Linked DNA regions of Homo sapiens: region 1 is linked to region 2. Evidence: chromatin loops called from intact Hi-C (ENCODE). Cell type or tissue: PC-3. All regions are shown on one strand. Links, peaks and the distances in the headings refer to the core of each region. The heading gives the core; the rest is flanking DNA. Region 1 has its middle 42 kb from the start of LINC02441. Region 2 holds the start of LOC105370067 (a long non-coding RNA gene).

Region 1 (4,394 bases), core at 226-4,225, 580 kb after region 2:
GAAGTGGAGATGGCATATTCAAATGTTGATTCATATCCAACACTCACTCACCTGGACACAGATTGGGAGGAGAAAAGTTTATTCTTCTCTGAGATTACAGGGAAAAGTGCCCTTTTTCTTCACGGGAAAACAAATTCCCAGAAGGTTTTTTTTTTTTTAGAAAATGTCTCCCTCTGTCACCCAGGCTGGAGTGCAGTGGCACCATCTGGGCTCACTGTAAACTCCACCTCCTAGGTTCAAGTGATCCTACCACTTCAGCCTCCCGAGTAGCTGGGATTACAGGCATGTGCCACCATGCCCAGCTAATTTTTGTATTTTTAGTAGAGACGGGGTTTCGCCATGTTGGCCAGGCTGGTCTCGAACTCCTGACCTCAAGTGATCCTCCCGCCTTGGCCTCCCAAAGTGCTGGGGTTACAGGCATAAGCCACCATGCCCAGCCTCCAGAAGTGTTTTCTTAATATATGTTTTCAGCACAGGTACAGCTTAATCCTCTTTTTTTGGCTCTTGACCTCATCAGTGGAGAGGAACCATAGGAGACAGGGAACAGGGTTCTCTCCAGCAATCCATGGAAATGAAGAGTGACTGAAGGCAAAGCTCTCTGCTAGCAGGGGGGTCGTCCTCCACCTTCTCAGAGCCCCAAACATGCAAGTAACAGCCTCTGCTCTTCCCGGATCTGCGGGGACCATCTTTAAATGACAGCTCTGGTGTGGAGTGACTGGATGTATGCTGGTGGGAGGGGTGTGGGAATATCCAAACTCAGAGGTAAGAAAAGGGAGAAAAAATCTCTCCTCTCATTGGAGCCAAAGCAGAAGGTGAAAAGGTGCATTGGCGAGACTGTAACATAAGGAAAGGAAGGAGGAAGAGAAGGAAGGAAGAAAGGAGCAAGGAGGCAGAGAAAGGAGGCAAGAAAGGGTGGAAATTTTATGGCTGATCTCTCAAGGGGATATTTTAGTCCCTTTGGCAGGGAACAAACATAAAATCAAAGAATAATTTTCTCCTGGGTATACTAATTATGTGAAATGCATCGTCTCTAAAGGCTGCACCGCTAAAATTAGAAATAGAGGCATCAACAGACTTGCCCTTACAAATAGAGTCATCAATAGACTTGGCCTAATAAAGCCCCACAAACTGGGGGTCTTGAAACCACAGAAGTTCCTTGCCTCACCATTCTGGCGGCTGGAAATCCAGTATCAAGGCCGTGGGGCCACATTCCCTCTGCAGGCAGGTGCTAGGGAAGGATATACTCCCTACCTCTCTACCAGCTTCCAGTGGTCACTTTGCTTGCGGCAGCAGAACTCCAGTTTCACAGGGCGCTCTTCCTGTGTGCATGCCGGTCTCTGTGAATAAATGTTCCCTTTTGGTAGAGATGCCAATCATACTGGATTAGGGCCCAGCCTAGTGACCTTATTTTAACTTGATCATCTGCTGCCTCAGTCCAGGCTGCTAGAATAAATGTCCTAGACCGGGTGGCTAAAACAACAAATGTTCATTTCTCACAGTTCTGGAAGCTGGAAGTCCAAGATCAAGGTGCTGGCTGATTCAGTTCCTGGTAAGAACTTACTAAGACTTCCTGATTTGCAGACAGATCCTTCTTTCCTATGTCCTCACGTGGTGGAGAGCTAGATCATGTCTCTCATATATCTTCTCATTAGGGCACTAACACCCGTCATGTCGGCTCCGCCCTCATGACCTGACCACCTTCCAAAGGCCCCACTTCCTACCACCATCACATTAGAAATGAGGAGCTTTAACATATAAATTTTAGGAGGTCACATTCAGCCCATAACACTGGCATAGACCCTGTTTCCAGGTAAAGTCACATTGACATGTACTGAGGGTTAATTCTTCAGCATCTTGTATGGAGTACAATTCAACCCATAATAAGTACTGAACTCTACAAGGTATATCTTTATTCTGTGATTTTTTTTTTGAGACACAGTCTTGCTCCGTCACCCAGGCTGGAGTGCAATCATGGCTCACTGAATCCTCGACCTCCCAGGCTCAAGTGATCCTCCTGTCCCAGCCTCCCGAGTGCTTAGGACCACAGGCCCCCACTACTACGCCCAGCTAATTTTTAATTACTTTGTTTTGTAGAGATGGGGGGTCTCACTATGTCACCCAGGCTGGTGTCAAATGGAAAAAAAATAATATATACTCTTAAACATATAGCTTTCTGATATTAAGTTCAATTACTTAAATAAATTATATTAAATAAAATGTTGAAAATTAACAGCACTCCGAAAACTCTAAGTGGAATAGAATGAGGACAGGATCGAGGGTCTGGTGGTTTTAAGTCCACAACCTAAGATTCGTGTGGCCTCCAGCAGCTCAGTCAACCTAGGAACCTTCCCTTCTTTGTTAACGAAATGGAAATAACACTATTTCGCAAAGCTGCTGTGAAGATTAAACGTGGATAACGTGCCTAAAAAGTCTATGATATGGTAAACCACAGTATAACATTCCTACAATTCATAATATTACTAATCACATATTCACACTATTGATATTCCTCATAAACTGGAACTAGTAATGCTGAGGTCGGCTAGTGGTTCGAGCTCTAAGATAAAGGCATTGACTGCCACCTGGTGGCAGCGTACTGTAGTGTCAATTCTTCAACTTTCTCGCCAAGGTAAATCACCTGGTGATGATTGCTTCGTCTCCAATTCCAAACAGAAAAAATGAGAATCCATCATCGTGTAACTCCACAATTGAACCTATTAAATGTAAGTTCCAGATGTTAAGGCTATATGCTTAAGATCAAAGAAGATTTGGAGAAGGGAGTTTACCTTATTCTTCCCTAAGCCATGAAATGTGGGTGATGAAATCTGGGATGGTTAACTTTAGCCTCAGTAAATTGTCTTCTCTCCCCTTTTGCTCACAGGGCCTGGTAACAGAGTGAGTGTTTAATTAATATGTGTTCGGCGAAATAATGAAGAATGTACTATTAATAATAACAATACCTTATTTTTATTGAGCACCTAGTATATACCAGACCATTTCAAAATGGATTACTCAGGATGTGCAGACTATCTCAGTGTTCACAGGGATTGGGGCATGCAGCAAAAAGGCCCTTGCTCAGAATATCTGTAGGAGTAGATAGGAGTAAAGATTCAGGACTTAGAAACAAATCTAGAAATGGGCTTACCACGTGCATTCGCTTTAGAGATGCTTATGGACTCCCCATTAAACAGAGACAGCTGGTAAACACAACAAGCAATTGGCAAATACATTTCAGGATCAAAGCTTATAATCCTTACGGGCCATTTACATTCTCAGGTGAATCTATGCTACAAGGTAAAGATGTGTCCCACCCACACTTTGGAAAGAGGTAGGTCTCAGAGCCCAGAAATGCCTTTAATATAGGGGTTGTGAGAGTTAATAAGGTGTGCGAGCTCATAAAGACCCTTATGTTCTTAGCAATATAACTTACAGTTCCTATTTCTTTTCTTTTTCTGTTTCTTTTTTCTTTTCTTTTTCTTTCTTTGTTTTTTGTTTCTCTGAGACACGGTCACCCAGGCTGGAGTGCAGTGGCACCATCTTGACTCATTGTAACCTCTGCTTCCTGGGCTCAAGCAATCCTCCCGCCTCAGCCTCCTGAGTTGTTGGGACTACAGGCACATACCACTCTACTCAGCAAATTTTTTCGTATTTTTGGTAGAGATTGGATTTTACCATGTTGCCCAAGCAGGTCTTGAACTTCTGGACTCAAACAATCGGCCCCCCTCGGCCTCCCAAAATGTTGGCATTACAGGTGTGAGCCACCGGGCCCATGCCCAGGCCTCTCATTTATTCACACAAGAATCCCAACTGTACATATTTCCTTTAATCCCCCCAAAAGACATGTATCAGATTGCTTCTGTGATTCTTTGTTTGATTAAATTTTTTTTGCATGTGTACTCCTTAAAATTTGGAAATAACATAGGCTGATTTTTAAACCTCATTATTTAAAGACGAGGCAAAAAATATTCTAAGGTCTGCATTTTTGCTGAATTCCCTAAGAGATTTTCAGTTCCTCAGAGCAGCCGTGGAGGCATATCCAGGAGCCGATGGCTGAAAGATTTGGATGAATCTGCTGTTGCTGGAGAGTCACTAGGGGATGCCTGTTCATGCCTTCCCTGATGCTCAACTAAAGGATTTAAAATGAGCAAATTTATATTATAAAAGAAAGGAACGGGGGCCTAGGGACAACATGACCCTCACAGCTTTGACTGGCTTTTGAGTTAAACACAACGAAACCTGTAGACTCCTGCGGAGACCTATACCCACGCAGGCGACAGGGAGGGACGACGACCACAGGCACCTGACTCCTCGATTTTCTGGCCCCATGTTGGCTCCAGCAGGTGTGACCCAAAATCAACCTGAAGTTCTGTCTGCTCCTGGAAATTCACCTGCAG
Region 2 (4,394 bases), core at 219-4,218:
ACAAGGATGAAGGGGCCTTGTTCAATCTGGCAGAAGGGTTACTGGACTGAGGGGGATCAGACTCATGTGCCCCAAAGAGCCCATGGTCAGGATGACAGTCGGGGGGCAAGGACATTGAGTTTCTTGTTGATACTGGTGCTGAACATTCAGTAGTAACCACCCCACTCACACCCTTATCCAAAAAGACTATTGATATAATCGGAGCCACAGGGGTTTTGGCAAAGCAAGCTTTCTGTTTGCCCTGGACCTGCACTGTAGCGGGGCATGAGGTAATTTACGAGTTCCTGTACATGCCTGAGTGCCCCTTGTCTTTACTGGAAGGGACCTACTTAGCAAGCTGAGAGCCACTATCTATTTTACAAAGCATGGCTCTTTACAGCTAAATTTACCTGGAACGGGAGTCATCATGGCCCTTATGGTTCCTCTGGAAGAGGAATGGAGACTCTTCTTAACTGAGCCAGGCCAATAGATAGGACCAGCCCTGGCTAAGTAGTGGCCAAAGGTGTGGGCGGAAGACAACCCTCTAGGGCTGGCTGTCAACCAGGCCCCAGTACTCATAGAAGTTAAGCCTGGGTCCCAGCCAGTCAGGCAAAAGCAGTACCCAGTTCCCAGAGAAGCCCTTGAAGGCGTCCAGGTCCATCTCAAGGGCCTGAGGGCCTTTGGAATTATAGTCCCTTGTCAGTCTCCATGGAACGCTCCCCTCCTACCTGTTCCCAAGCCAGGGACCAAGGACTACAGGCTGGTACAGGGTTTCTGCATGGTCAACCAAGCTACAGTGACTTTGCACCCAACAGTACCTAACCCGTACATGTTGTTGGGTTTGCTGCCAGCCGAAGACAGCCGGTCCACCTGCTTGGACTTGAAAGATGCTTTCTTTAGCATCAGACTAGCCCCTGAGAGCCAAAAACTGTTTGCCTTTCAGTGGGAGGATCCGGGGTCAGGTGTCACCACTCAGTACACTTGGACCTGACTCCGCCAAGGGTTCAAGAACTCCCTCACCATCTTTGGGGAGGCACTGGCTCAAGACCTCCAGAAGTTTCCCAGCAGAGACCTAGGCTGCGTGCTGCTCCAGTACATCGATGACCCCCTGCTGGGACACCCCACGGCATTCGGGTGTGCCAAGGGAACAGATACCCTGCTCTGGCACCTGGAGGACTGTGGGTATAAGGTGTCCAAGAAGAAAGCTCAGATCTGCAAACAGCAAGTATGTTACCTGGGATTTACTATCTGACAGGGAGAGTGCAGCCTGGGATCAGAAAGAAAGCAAGTCATTTGCAACCTGCTGGAGCCTAAGACCAGAAGGCAGGTGAAAGAATTCTTAGGAGCTGTAGGGTTCTGCAGGTTGTGGATCCCAAACTTTGCAGTATTGGCTAAGGGCCTATACGGAGTCACAAAGCGGGGAGACAAGGAACCTTTCAAATGGGGGTCCTGACAGCAGTGAGCTTTTCATGAGTTAAAAGAAAATCTCATGTTGGTCCCAGCCCTGCGGCTACCTGACCTGACGAAACCTTTTACACTGTATGTGTCAAAGAGAGAAAAAATGGTGTTTGGAGTTTTGACCCAGACTGTGGGGCCCTGGTCGAGGCCAGTGGCCTACCACTCCAAACAACTAGACGGGGTTTCTAAGCATTGGCCTGCATCTTTAAGGACCTTGGCAGCAACAACCCAGCTAGCACAAGAAGCGGATAAGCTAACTCTTGGGCAAAACCTAACTATAAAGGCCCCCCATGCTGTGGTGACTTTAATGAATACCAAAGGACATCAATGGCTAACGAATGCTAGACCAACTAGATACCAAAGCTTGCTCTGTGAGAATCCCCACATAACCATTGAAGTTTGCAACACCCTGAACCCTGCCACCTTGCTCCCGGTATCAGAGAGCCCAGTTGAACATAACTGTGTAGAGGTGATGGACTTAGTTTATTCTAGCAGGCCTGACATCCGAGACCATCCTTGGACATAAGTAGACTGGGAGCTGTACATGGACAGGAGCAGCTTCGTCAACCCATAAGGAGAGAGGTGTGTGGCATATGCAGCGGTAACCCTAGACACTGTCACTGAAGCCAAATCGTTACCCCAGGGCACTTCAGCCCAGAAGGCCGAACTCATTGCTTTAATTCAGGCCTTAGAGCTAAGTGAAGGTAAGACTGTAAACATTTACACTAACTCTCGGTATGCCTTTTTAACCCTCCAAATGCATGGGGCATTATACAAGGAAAAAGGCCTGTTGAACTCTGGGGGAAAAGACATAAAGTATCAGCAAGAGATCTTGCAATTATTAGAGGCAGTATGGGAGCCCCAAAGGGTGGCAGTCATGCACTGCAGAGGACACCAGTGAGCTTCCACCTCGATTGCCTTGGGGAACTCCCAAGCTGACTCAGAGGCTCGAAAGGCAGCATCCACCCCGTACTGGGTGTTAGTCACAGCCCCCCTGCTCCTTCAGTCACCTGACCTTGTGCCTACTTATTCTAAAGAAGAGAAGGACTTTCTCCAGGCAGAGGGAGGACAGGTTATAAAAGAGGGATGGATCCAGTTATTGGATGGAAGAATAGCTGTGTCACAGCTGCTAGGGGCTGCAATTGTACTGGCTTGCATAAGACCACCCACCTAGGCGAAGAGTCATTTGAAAAGTTGTTAGGCTGGTACTTCTACATCTCACATCTGTCAGCCCTTGCCAAAACAGTGGCGCAGCAGTGTGTCACCTGCTGGCAGCACAATGCTAGGCAAGGTCCAAAAGTCCTGCCCAGCATACAGGCTTGTGGAGCAGCCCCCTTTGAAGATCTCCAAGTAGACTTCACCAAGACGCCCAAATGTGGAGGTAACAAGTATTTGCTAGTTCTAGCGTGTACATACTCTGGGTGGGTGGAGGCCTATCCAACACGAACTGAGAAAGCTCATGAAGTAACCCATGTGCTTCTCTGTGATCTCATTCCTAGGTTTGGACTGCCCTTACCAATTGGCTCAGACAACGGGCCGGCATTTGTGGCTGACTTGGTACAGAAGACAGCAATGGTATAGGGGATCACATGGAAACTACATACCACCTATCGACCACAAAGTTCTGGAAAGGTGGACCGGATGAATCGGACTATCAAAAATAGTTTAGGGAAAGTGTGTCAAGAAACAGGATTAAAGTGGGTACAAGCTCTCCCTGTGGTATTGTTTAAGATTAGATGTACCCTTTCTAAAAGAACAGGATATTCCCCTTATGAAATATTATATCATAGCCCCCTCCCACACTACAGGGACTCCCAGGCACTCCGCAAGAGCTAGGTGAAATTGAGTTACAGTGATAGCTACAGGCTTTAGGGAAGATAACAACAAAAAATTTCAGCCTGGGTAAGTGAGAGGTGCCCCATCAGCTTACTCTCCCCAGTTCACCCTTTCTCCCCAGGTGATCGGGTGTGGATCAAGGATTCGAACGTAGCCCCCTTGCAGCCACGGTGGAAAGGACCCCAGACCGTCGTCTTGACCACTCCCACAGCCATAAAGGTAGAGGGAATCCCAGCCTGGATCCACCACAGCCACGTAAAACCTGCAGCACCTGAGACCTGGGAGGCGAGACCAAGCCCGTACAACGCCTGCAAAAAAGTAACTTTGAAGAAGACGACAAGCCCTGTTCCAGTCACACCCAGAAGCTAACTGGTCCACGCATGGCCAAAGCATGAGGAAACTCATCCTGGAACTCATTTTCCTTAAATTCTGGATTTGTACAGTAAGGACTTCAACTGACCTTCTTCAGACTGAGGACTGTTCCCAGTGTATGCATCAAGTTACTGAGGTAGGGCAAAAGGTTAAAACAGTCTTTCTGTTTTATAGTTATTATGAATACACAGGAACTCTAAAAGGAACTTGTTTATATAATGACACCCAGTATAAGGTATGCAGTCCAGAAGATGGACAACCTAGTATTCGTTATGATCCATCTGAACACCCCATGACCACAGTGTTTGAAATAAGGTTGAGGACTGGCAACTGGAGAAAAGCCAATAAGAGTAAAATAATAACTAGAACAGAAGAAAAGGGAGTCCCCAAACAAATTATCTTAAAAGTTGACACCTGTGCAGCAATCAACAGTAACCTGTATAGAAATAGAATAAGATGCGGCTCTCTAGATTGGGAAAGGAGCCATACAGTAGAAAATAAGTATGTTTGTCATGAATTAGGACTGTGTAATGATGAATGTAGTTACTGGTCCTGTGTCATTTAGGCCACCTGAAAAAAGGATGAGAAGGACCCTGTCTGCCTTCAAAAAGGAAAGAGTAACTCTTCCTGCACTAGTGGTCACTGTAATCCATTAGAACTAGTAATTACCAATCTCCTTGATCCCCGTTAGAAAACAGGAGAGTATGTAACTCTAGGAATAGATGGAACTGGACAGGATCCCTGAGTAA

Evidence for each region. Peaks named below come from ENCODE experiments on the same cell type or tissue, not always from the same donor. Only the 100,000 strongest peaks of a DNase experiment are listed, where the experiment ranks them.
Region 1: a loop joins it to region 2, with 38 times the contacts of the local background. A loop is called at or near these places in 1 of 110 quality-filtered maps.

The regions. Positions count from the first base shown.
Region 1 is chr12:128,067,026-128,071,419 of GRCh38, forward strand. No RefSeq gene overlaps it. Among named protein-coding and RNA genes, the nearest start is that of LINC02441, 42 kb to the left of the region's middle. In PC-3, for the core only: a CTCF peak has its summit at 2,597 (motif pointing left); a DNase peak (open chromatin) is centred at 2,536; H3K27me3 peaks cover 1,186 bases.
Region 2 is chr12:127,483,366-127,487,759 of GRCh38, forward strand. It overlaps LOC105370067 (a long non-coding RNA gene), which reads left to right and starts at 1,163. Exons shown (of 4, transcript XR_945528.4): 1 at 1,163-3,781. In PC-3, for the core only: CTCF peaks have their summits at 2,303 and 2,502; DNase peaks (open chromatin) are centred at 2,426 and 3,856; H3K27ac peaks cover 2,429 bases.